2 separate regions of the Homo sapiens genome follow, and region 2 is linked to region 1. Evidence: chromatin loops called from intact Hi-C (ENCODE). Cell type or tissue: GM12878. All regions are shown on one strand. Each heading gives the region's core, and the rest is flanking DNA. Links, peaks and the distances in the headings are about the cores only.

Region 1 (5,385 bases), core at 322-5,321:
TCAGCAGTGGTCTCATTTGTGGCCTCAATGTAAAGAGAGAACTGTTCTTATTGTATTTTTATAGATGTTTTCTTACTTGTAAGTGTTGACGTATTGGTTTCAATGCCATATGTCAGCATATTTGCTATATGTTGTCTCACATATGTTTAAATTTTTGAATAATAGCACTTTCTGTGTAAGTTATAACTCCTAAGCTTCAATTTATACATGTTTTTCTCCCATGCATGTGTAACTGTGTATGGCATAGCTTTCACTCTGTCATTACATGTTTTAAATTTACCTTAAAATCAATGAATGTCATGTATTTTGCATTAATCGCAGAGCAATATGATACTGCTAGCTGTCATGACTTATTCTCTGTTAACCATGATGAAAAGCACCAAGCCACTACCCTGTCCCTACCCCTGGTGTAGCCTGGTGAGAGGTGGCCCCATCCAGGCTGAGTCACAGATGCAGGTTCAGGATCTCTTAGAATTCTCTTGGCGAAAATGGTAGCTCTCTCTTGCGCCACCTCCCAGCTGCAAAACAGAGTCCTGCTCTTTCCTTGAACCCAGTACTCTGGGGGCTGATGTTAATGGAGGACAGGTAGAAAACAGAAAGTGCATGAACCTCCAGGTGCGCCATGGAGAGAGCTCATTCCCACAGCAATTAGAGATTTTTTTTTTCTTTTCTTGAGAACACAGCATATTTTGCCCACAATTATACTTTTGCATTGACTTCCCAAACTCTCTTTCTCTTTAGCAGTCCACCTCTCTGATCTCATCTCAAATCCAGAGCCATCCTGTTCCGGAAGATAACCCAGGTTGTCATAGAGCTTGGCAGGTGGATTCATGTTGGGCTTGCTCTTGATGCTGGTGTCTTATGAACACATTCCCTGACATCTAAGCAGTCACCTGTTCTACTAAAAGCATATAGGATCCATTTGTGGACCCAAACGCTATGGATGCTTTTAGGCCAGGAAATATACACAGAGACACAAAGTGTTATATGCAACATCTGGAGATTCATAGACCCTCTTAGGAGGACCATAATCACAAAATAAGAATCCTTGGGTGCAGGGATGGACTGTTCCCTCCCAAGAAATAACATAATGTTGAGAACATGTAGACTTTCAAGACATAGTTGCTGAAACCATAACAAAAAAAATGGTGTTCAAAAATCATAAAATCTGAAGATCTCATAGATAGATCATTTAGTGGAAGCCATTCATTTTACTCATGAGAAAATTGGGCCCCAGAGAAGGAAGGTGGCTCCCTAAGGCCACACTGAGGTTAATTACAGAAATGGAAATGTCCCTCTGACCATCTTTTCTTTCTGGAACAATGAAATCCTTCCACCTAAGTGAAGGTGGACTTAACTTGGCTTTTTCTTGGGTTCTTTATAACTCCTTGAGGTATAGGAAGATACCCAGGAATCAAACTTATACCCCAGGGTGGAAAGAAAAACCAAAGTGGCTGAATCTAAAATAGCACTTCCCCTTTATGAGGAAAGTCATCATTTTTCCGGCAACAGGGGCTTTCCACAATGGTATCTCTGGGTTATAAGGAAACCTCTACTCTTCTCTGATGCTGTGTTTTTAATTTGTGGGGAGCTGGAAACCTCACACTGAGACTGAACTTAACATATTGCCCTAGGAATGGAGGTCACTTACGTGTAGCTCAGCTGTTTTCCTAAGCATTCAAAAGACCAAAATAACTCTCGCTTATCTCCTATCTTGGAGCCTGAGACCTGAACAAACATTATGTAGAGGTAAGTGTAACTTGCCCAAGGTCAGCCCCATACTTAGCCTGAAGTCAACTCATCCACATTTCATGCACTTGCCTCCACTGATAGGCAGTGCTAGGCCTCTGCTGGATTTTTTCCATCCTTTGGTTCCTCAGTGAATCAATCAATTATTTGCTTGTGTTTATTGGACTTCAGCTGTATATTAATTAGCCATTGTGGTGGGCACTGTGGACGAGATCTGGCCTACAAGAAACTTTTATGTGTTGGAGAAGTAAAATCAAAGCTTGAGGATTTTTATGAACAGAATTATGACTGTCATTAACATCTTATATTTGTGTAGACATTTAAAATGGCTGTGTGTTCCCCATAATAGCTTTAATAGACAGGTGAGAACCTTTGTGTAAGAGTGGACAGGGCCTTTCCATAGGTTGTTCTCTCTGCTTGGGATTTTTCCTGTTCCCTCCACTAGCCTCCTATGCATGCCCCACCTAAACTTGGCCTTGTTCTGAAGTCAGATCAAGTATAGGTTTTTTTCCGAGAAGCCTTGCCTATTAGATCCTGCAGCCACCCCAGATCACAGAAATGCAGGCATGCGTAGAAACACATTCCTTACCTCCTAAAACTCATCTCCTAAAACTGCACTCTTGCGCATGTGTGTGCTTATTGAAATGATGTCTCTCTACCTCCAGGTTGTGAGCTGGGTGTAGGGAAACCACAAAGATTGCTGCAGCATCACAGGGATAGTAATATCGCAGATGAACCATGATCACACTAGGCTTGAAGAAGGAGGATCAGTTTCAGAATGTGTAGGTTTGCTGGGGATGCGGAGCTAAAAAGAGGGCACAAGCAAGCTCTGTTGGAGGTATACTTGATAGGAGCTGTGGCCTTTGGTTAAGGACACAGCTAGCCTGGGGTGACCCAGCATGGAGGAAGCTGGGAAAACAATACTTCTGACCTCACTCACCTCCCTTTTGTGATCTCCTGCTGGTGCCCCTTCTTGGCTAAAACCAAAGGGTAAAGGAACCTGAATGTGTAGGTATAGAAATCAGCATCACTGGCTAGATAGCAGACCAAGAGGCAAGGGCAAGATGTCCTGCCCAGTGTGGAAGCTACCCCAGTCTTTGTTCCTTTCATCTCCTTTTCAGGTCAGTACCTTGGAAACTGTGGACAGCTGTTCATGACTGACAAATCATTCCCTACCAGAGTTAATATTTACTCCCCTTTGGCTACTGGGACCTTAGGAACCAGGTGTGTGATGGGCAGGGAAATTGTCAAAACTCAGGCTGGTGGTTGTCAGTGGTTTCTCTGGCCTGAGGGAAGTGGATTTTTATTTTATGCTAGGAGACCTCAAGGCTAATTATTCACCAAGTTGTGGTGGCTACCGTCTTAGCCCAACATAAATTTTAAAAATGCCTGCTTTGGATGTCATTTCCTTTTGATGTTTGGGGTAAGTGATGCTTCTGCTTTCACTTTCTTTTGGGGGCTGGGAGTCCTTTAGAAGCAGCAATGAAAAAAGCAGGGATTTATATTGGGATTCTGTTTATAATTCTTGAAGGATATCTATCCCCATTCTCAGATTTGATCTTCACACCAACCCTGGTGGCCTTCCGAGCACGGATCCGACAATCAAAATGTAAATAAACAGTTTCAAAATGGCAAGAACTTTGAAGAAAACCTGTGGTGCTGGGAAGGGCAGGAAGCTTTCCTGATGCATCTGTGCAGAGGGGTGAGCAGGAGTGAGCCAGTGAATGGAGAAGGGAAGAGCAGCCCAGCAATGAGGACGTTTTTCCAAAAGACCCCAAGAGGGAGTAGTTATGGCTGAGGAAATTTTGAGGAACTGGAAGATCCATGTAGGTCCAATGAACTGATGAGAAACAGTGGGAAATGAGACTGGAGTGAGTACCTGCCCCATCCTTGTTGACCGGGAGAGAAAATTACTGTCCCTAGCTTAAAAGCAGTGGGTGCCATTAAAAGACACATGCACACGTATGTTTATTGCGGCACTATTCGCCAATAGCAAAGGCTTGGAACCAACCCAAATGTCCATCAATGATAGACTGGATAAAGAAAATGTGGCACATATACACCATGGAATACTATGCAGCCATAAAAAAGGATGAGTTCACGTCCTTTGTAGGGACATGGATGAAGCTGCAAACCATCATTCTCAGCAAACTACCATAAGGACAAAAAACCAAACACTGCATGTTCTCACTCATAGGTGGGAATTGAACAATGAGAACACTTGGACATAGGAAGGGGAATATCACACACCGGGGCCTGTCGTGGGGTAGGAGGAGCGGGGAGGGATAGCATTAGGAGATATACCTAATGTAAATGACGAGTTAATGGGTGCAGCACACCAACATGGCACATGTATACATATGTAACAAACCTGCACATTGTGCACATGTACCCTAGAAATTAAAGTATTTAAAAAAAAAAGGTTAAGTAGGGGCAGGACAAGATCAGATTTGTTTGTAAAGAGATCCTTCTGGAAGTTCTAGGCAGCTACTCTTGTAGCTTGAGTGAGGGTTGAGGATGGGGCATTAGACAGAGAATGAGACAGGTTTGGGATCTGTTTCGAGGTAGAAGAAAGGAACTTCTTGACAGGGACATGACTGCCTTTGGAAAGTCATCCAGTTGAAGTGTGACATGAGTACTGTCACTACACAGCCATACTCAGCAGTAGAAGCCTTGACTTTGTTACCAATGAGGAGTATGTGTGTGCATGTGCACAGGTTTGCATATGTGTGTGGATTTGTGTGTGTGTTTCTCAACATTGGGACCATTCATGGTTGAATGACTTTTGAAGGTTGAGATGAATTTTATTTTTTTAATTTGAAAACAAATATTACACTTGTTTATTGAGCTTGCCATATAAAAAGAATGAGGTGTGCGAAAGGGAGTAATTTAACAAAGACTTTTTTTTTTTTTTTGTAATTTCTTGGTCTTTGATTTAGTTTACCCAGAATCCAAAAGGAGCACTTCCTACGTTGTGGTAGTTAAATTGTTCCTTTTCCAAGCAGACATGCCTATAAAGTCATTAATGTATTTATGGGGAACCATCTGGCCACTGGAAATGATCCATTTCATACCCTAATGAGAATGTTCTTCTCAGCCCTTCAGTCCAGCCCAGGTTAAAGGAATTAGACAGCCTGTAGGTGAACTCTGGCTACAGTAAATTTCTCACCCCACCTGGCACTTGCCTCCTTTCTTGCTCTCCTCTGCCAGGCAGAAATAATTGGCATACACCGTCCTCCAGGGAATCTCCTTTTCAAGGTTCAGATCAGAGCTGGTGCTTCCATCATTTTTTTTGCATCAATGTCACTGGCCCTGAATCTTTTTCTGAAACAGAGACAGTCATTCTTCTGAGGATCCAAATATTTTCTATGATAGTTTCTGCTCACCTTTCCTAGTCTGGTTTCATGGAAGAAAGATTCATAGATAAGTAGGTTGATTCTTGGAAAGAACCTTTGTGCAGATGGCTTTTGTTCCAGGAATCAATTATGAAGACCCACTGATACTTGTCAAGGCACAGGATTGGGGACTTTAGCTTTGCGAAAGTGTCTGACTATATACAACCAAAGAATAAGCGACAACTTTGCTTATTTGATCTCATTCAACTGGAATGCTCTCTTTCCTTGTCAGTACCCCATT
Region 2 (5,385 bases), core at 145-5,144, 400 kb after region 1:
GCGTGAATGGGCAGAGAAAGAAGAAACTTCTTTCACCGCACTTCCATAAAGGCAAACGTCTCAGTTTTTCTTGCAGTCCTCTCCTTACTGAAACTATTGACTCTGGCCTCTTCCTATTTAGATCTGGAGAAAGAGAGGAGCCTGTAGCATAATGAGGGACGAAGTATCTGTGTCCTCTCAGAAAGCCCTGAAGGGAGTGTCTGGCCACAGTGTTTCATAAGGAGTGTAGACTTTGGCCTTAGCCACAATCCAGGACGACAAAAGATGCTCCAAAAAACATCTGGGTACAGAAGTTACAGAGAAACAGTTCCTTATCAAATGTGCTAAAGAATTTCTTACCAGTTAGAAGATTGCTAAAAAGGTTGAAGCAGATACCAAATGATTGGGGAATAAGAATTTTTTTTTTCTTTGAGACTAAGTCTTGCTCTGTTGCCCAGGCTGGAGTGCAGTGGTGCGATCTTGGCTCACCACAACCTCCACCTCCCAGGTTCAAGCGATTCTTCTGCCTCAGCCTCCAGAGTAGCTGGGACTACAGGCACATGCTACCATGCCCAGCTAATTTTTGTATTTTTAGTAGAGATGGGGTTTCTTTATGTTGGCCAGGCTGGTCTTGAACTCCTGACCTCGTGAACTGCCCGCCTTGGCCTCCCATAGTGCTGGGATTGCAGGTGTGAGCCACTGCGCCTGGCTGGGAGCAAGAAATTCTTATCTGGCATGCGGGGAAAGTAACTTCTATATCAGAGTCGTGAATTCAAAGTAGCTTCTCATATTCAACATCTCTTAAAATATAATAGAATAGCGTAGGATTGGATAGGATAGGATGAGATGGGATAGGATAGGGCAGGACAGGATCTAGTAATATAATATTTTTAAAAGAAAAATATGAGACAAATCAAACAGAGTTTAATTGAGCAAAGAAAAATTCGTGAATCGGGCAGCCTCCCAAGCCAGAGTAGGCTCAGGGATACTCCAGCACAGCCACGTGGTGGAAGAAGATTTATGGACAGAAAAAGGAGACTGACATACAGAAGATGGAAGTGAAGTACAGAAACAGCCAGATTGGTTACAGTTCGGCTTTTGCCTTATTTGGACACTGTTTGAACAATTGGCCCCCTTTCATTGTCCAAAACTCAATGATTGGCACAAAGATAGTTTACAGTTTGTTTACACTTCCACTTAGGTTATAATTCAGTATGTACACAGAAATATTTACACTGAAGTTCAAAGAGGTAAGGGGGCAGTTTTATGCTAAAGTTGATTTAACAATATCAAGTGCACCACATTAGTTACGAGTTTGCTGAGACTTTTTTTCATTCTCATTCTCTTTCTCTCTCATTCAATCGCATGTATGTACTAGGTCACAATGTAAAAGGTGTTTCTTATTGTGGATCACAGCTGAAGAATTTTGAAGCTGCTCAGCTAAAGGACTTTCCCTCTGCGAAGCTGTGATTCTCTGAAGTGGCCAAAGAAATTATGCAGTAAGGTAAGGTTTACAGCTGTTGCTGAGGTTCTTTCTCTAAGTCAAAATCTGCTTTGAGCTTGCCAACCTCAAGGTGATATTGAGGAATATTTCTTAAAACAGACAGCTGCCTTTGTAGGAGAGTGGGGAAGCATGATTATAGACCATCTGAAGGTGCTCTGTGCCCCAACTCAACCCACCAACTGTGACTTTGAAGGAAGCCCAAGCCAGAAGAGTGAATTTTGTGTCTTCCCTCAACAGCAATCAATCAATACAGAGTTAATTCTCTAGTGCCTTGCAGGTTGTCAGCAAACTTCTCAAACTGTGTTTCATACCTGGAGCTAGGGGCTGTTCTCAAAGGGCTTTTCCATTTACTTGGCGAATAGAACTAATATCCTTGAAATAACTCACAGACCAAGACAACATATAAACAAGAGCTAAGCTGCATGCAGCATACTGTAACTACAAAAGGAGTTTAGCAGCACAGAAAACGAATTAGCCAATGGGGAAGACATCTCTAAGGTAGACTTGGACTAATGTTGGGATCACTACGAAGGATGTGCTGGCTTCAGAAATCCGGAGGAAAAAGGTAGCGGCTCTTCAGTGTCAAAAGACATTAGACATAGATTTGGATGTGCCACACACATTTATCTTCCATCATGTCCACACTCCAGAAAAAAACAGCCTATTGTGCATTCCAACTAAGTCTCTTAAGCTGGGAGTTAGTCTAGGACCATGAAGAGAGAATTTTCTTTGTATCTAAATACATAATTATATTTTAGATTACTGGTTACCTTTCTCATTCACCTGTTCTATCTCAAAAACCTGTGGTATGCAACATTAACTTGGCTCTATAGAGAGCTGCATGATACATAAAAGACCTTCTATGTTCAGATTTTGTCCAACTGATGAGGAAAAAGTGTGACCCAGTAAGAGAAGTGAGAGCCTATCAGTATCAGTCAATAATATTCAAGCTATCCAGCTCTATAAACAAGGAAGATATTCGGGGTCAAAAACAGGTGAAGGTGAAGAGCAGTATAGTCAGAGAAGACATCCTGGAAGAAGTTGAATTTGTGTTTGTGACAGTCTTGTGGGTTCTATCCCACCAACCCTTCTCAGCAGTGACTCAGCAAATTGATTTCAGAGGCAGCCTCTGGGAACTTACATCCCACTGATGGGTTTATAATGAAAATGCTGACGCACTCCTAAGTCAAACCAGGACTCTTGAGCAGCACTACAGAATTGAGTGCGTCATTTCCCCCTGAACAATGCGTCTCATTCATTGCTTGAAGTGTGACCATTCATGTTGAAAATGAAATTCCGCAGTGATCTGTTTGGGGAAATTATTCAGAGCTACTCACTTAAAGATCTTGCTATCTTTTGTGGTTCTCAATTAAGGCTCACAAGAACCTCTCCAGGGTAAATTGGTGCCAATCTAGGCATTGAGAGTAGAAGGAAAAATGAAAATCTAAAGCTCGTAGGAACTTTCAAAAGTCATTTCTAAAGGCCCCTAGGGAGTAGATAACATACAGACCAAGTTATCCTGAATATAAGTTATACTGATTATAACCAGAATATCTAGAATATTGGTATAATAAGAGAAAAAACATGGATGTGAAATTAGGAAGCATTGGTCTTAGCCCTGGTTCTGCCTATAGCTACCTGGGTGCTTTGGAGTTAATGAATTATTAGACATAGAATGATAATCCTGTCCAAATATATTTTGTTAAAAATAGAAAAACATAAGGTATGCAAGGAAAAGTTTAATAATACCTGGGCTTCTTTCACCCCTAATTAATAATCATGAATATTTTGCTATATTGTCTCTTTTTTAATACACAAATCATGAACACATAGATAAAGTTTACCTGGACCCCTCACCCAATACTCAACCACTATCATGAGTTTGATGAGTTTGATTCTTTCAGTCTATTTAAAACATTGCATCTAGTTGGTCACATTTATGATGTGTTCCTATTATAATTATTAAGGATTTTAAAATTTTGCATAATAGGCATCGATGCTATATACAAAGTCTTATTCTGTAGCTTGCTTCCCCCATGTACATTTGGATTTATTTCTACCATGTTATTTTGTGTTCTCTATATACTTTTGCTTTACTTCTCTATTTCCCTCATTAACAGTCTCTTTTGAATTGATACAGTATAATTTCCTCTCTTTGCTCTTTTCTCTCTTACACAGCTTTGTAAGTTAGGCATTTTATTTCTATTGTTTTAGTGGTTGCCCTCAAATTTTTAACATATCTGTGCTGTTACTAATTTTTTTAACAAAATGCACCAAGGAAGACCTTAGTATACCTCATATCCCTTAGATCTCCTCACTCTAATTTTCTTGCTACTGTTGTCTGGAATTGTAATTCCAACATGTTTTAAAGATAAAGAGAAGCATATTTTCTCAATTATTTACAGTAAACACCTATGTATTTTTATCATCACAATACCTAGTTTCTTTGTGCACCAATTTTCTTGATTCCCACTTCTTCTGGATTTAATTTTTTCTGATGAATTATACCCTACAGTAGTTTTTGCAGTGAGAATCTGATAGTATTAAACTTAGTCCTTAAATGTCTGAAGATGTCTTACCATTTTACAATTACTCTTGAAGGCATAAAATTATACATTCACAATTATTTTCACATAACACTTTCACCAGGTTCTTTTATTAGTGAAAAATAAGCTGCCAACCAGATTGATGGATTTTATGGTGTCTTCATTGCAATGTCCATATGTGGGTTTATTTTTATTCCTTCTGCTGTGTGTACACATTAGGCTTTTCTAATCTGAAGGCTCCTGTGTCTTTAATTTTAGAAAATTTTAGTTATTACCTAACTCTTTTAGACCCTCTTCCCAATTATTTGTATTTTTTTCTTCTAAAATTCTTATCAGACAGATATTGTTGCTTCTCAGCCTCCAAGTCTGTTAATTTCTCTGTCATTTTTTTTAAATCATGTTTTCTGTCTTCATCCTGGAAAATTTGTTCAGTTCTTTTTTCATTTTACAATTTCATTAATTGTGTCAGCCTAGTATTTAACTCATTGTTGAGTTTCTCACTTCCATCTATAATTTCTTTGAGGATTTCACAGATACTCATTTTAAAACTTATTTTCAGATTTTCCCATTATTTCTATTTCCTTGAATAGGAACCTCTCATTTCTTTGGTTTCACTCTTCTCTTAGGAAGTTTTCTCTTGTGCTCCTTCCTGTAAAGCCATTTGATGTCACCTCAAACCTCTTGGTTGTATGGGTTGTCTGGATTCATAGGACTCCTTATATTAGCAGCTAAGCTGAAGTCTTCCTTTCATAAAAAGGTGGCAATTCCATTCTCAATGCTCATACCTTCAATAGCCTGGGAACCACGATCATGTGAGAATCTTGACTTTGGCAGTAGGTTTTGGAAAAACCATGTTCCTAGAAGCCACCTTGGGCAGGCAAGAGGGGATGTTCCAATCTCTGTGAAGTGCAGTCTGTGTCCGATCAGGAGTCCACATATCCCCATTAAAGAACCCTAGCTGGACCATACATATGGAGCTAGTCTCAACTCCCTGGTGGCCATGGGGCTTTAACCTCTGCCTATATCTATAGGTTTTCTTTCTTTGGGGATCCTTGAATTTTTTTCTTAATACTTCGTGCAGTTTTTTATTTTAAAATATAAATAAATGTATTACATTCTTTGTGTTTGGAGTTGGGGGAAAGATTATACATGAACTTTTCTCTGCTGTGGAAGTACCCTTCGTTTTTCAGACAGGAAAACTAAACCCAAGAAAATGGAATAAGCTTGCCTAAGCCACAACCTAATTGTGGTCAATATGTAGATTAGGAAACACTTCTCTGCCTTAAATACATTCAACATGAGTCTCTTTGCCCCAGGATTTTGATGTTCAAAATGGAGAAACTAATGCCTTCCTTA

The links. A loop is a pair of places that touch in the nucleus more often than their neighbours do. Peaks named below come from ENCODE experiments on the same cell type or tissue, not always from the same donor. Only the 100,000 strongest peaks of a DNase experiment are listed, where the experiment ranks them.
Region 2: a loop joins it to region 1, with 3 times the contacts of the local background. A loop is called at or near these places in 1 of 110 quality-filtered maps.

Annotation. Positions count from the first base shown.
Region 1 is chr18:44,797,120-44,802,504 of GRCh38, forward strand. All of the region lies in intron 2 of SETBP1 (SET binding protein 1), which reads left to right. Among named protein-coding and RNA genes, the nearest start is that of SETBP1, 120 kb to the left of the region's middle. In GM12878, for the core only: no CTCF peak of the experiment used is centred there; a DNase peak (open chromatin) is centred at 3,053; H3K27ac peaks cover 2,360 bases.
Region 2 is chr18:45,195,000-45,200,384 of GRCh38, forward strand. It overlaps a transcript of SLC14A2 not described here. Among named protein-coding and RNA genes, the nearest start is that of MIR4319, 230 kb to the left of the region's middle. In GM12878, for the core only: no CTCF peak of the experiment used is centred there; a DNase peak (open chromatin) is centred at 2,692; H3K27ac peaks cover 1,210 bases.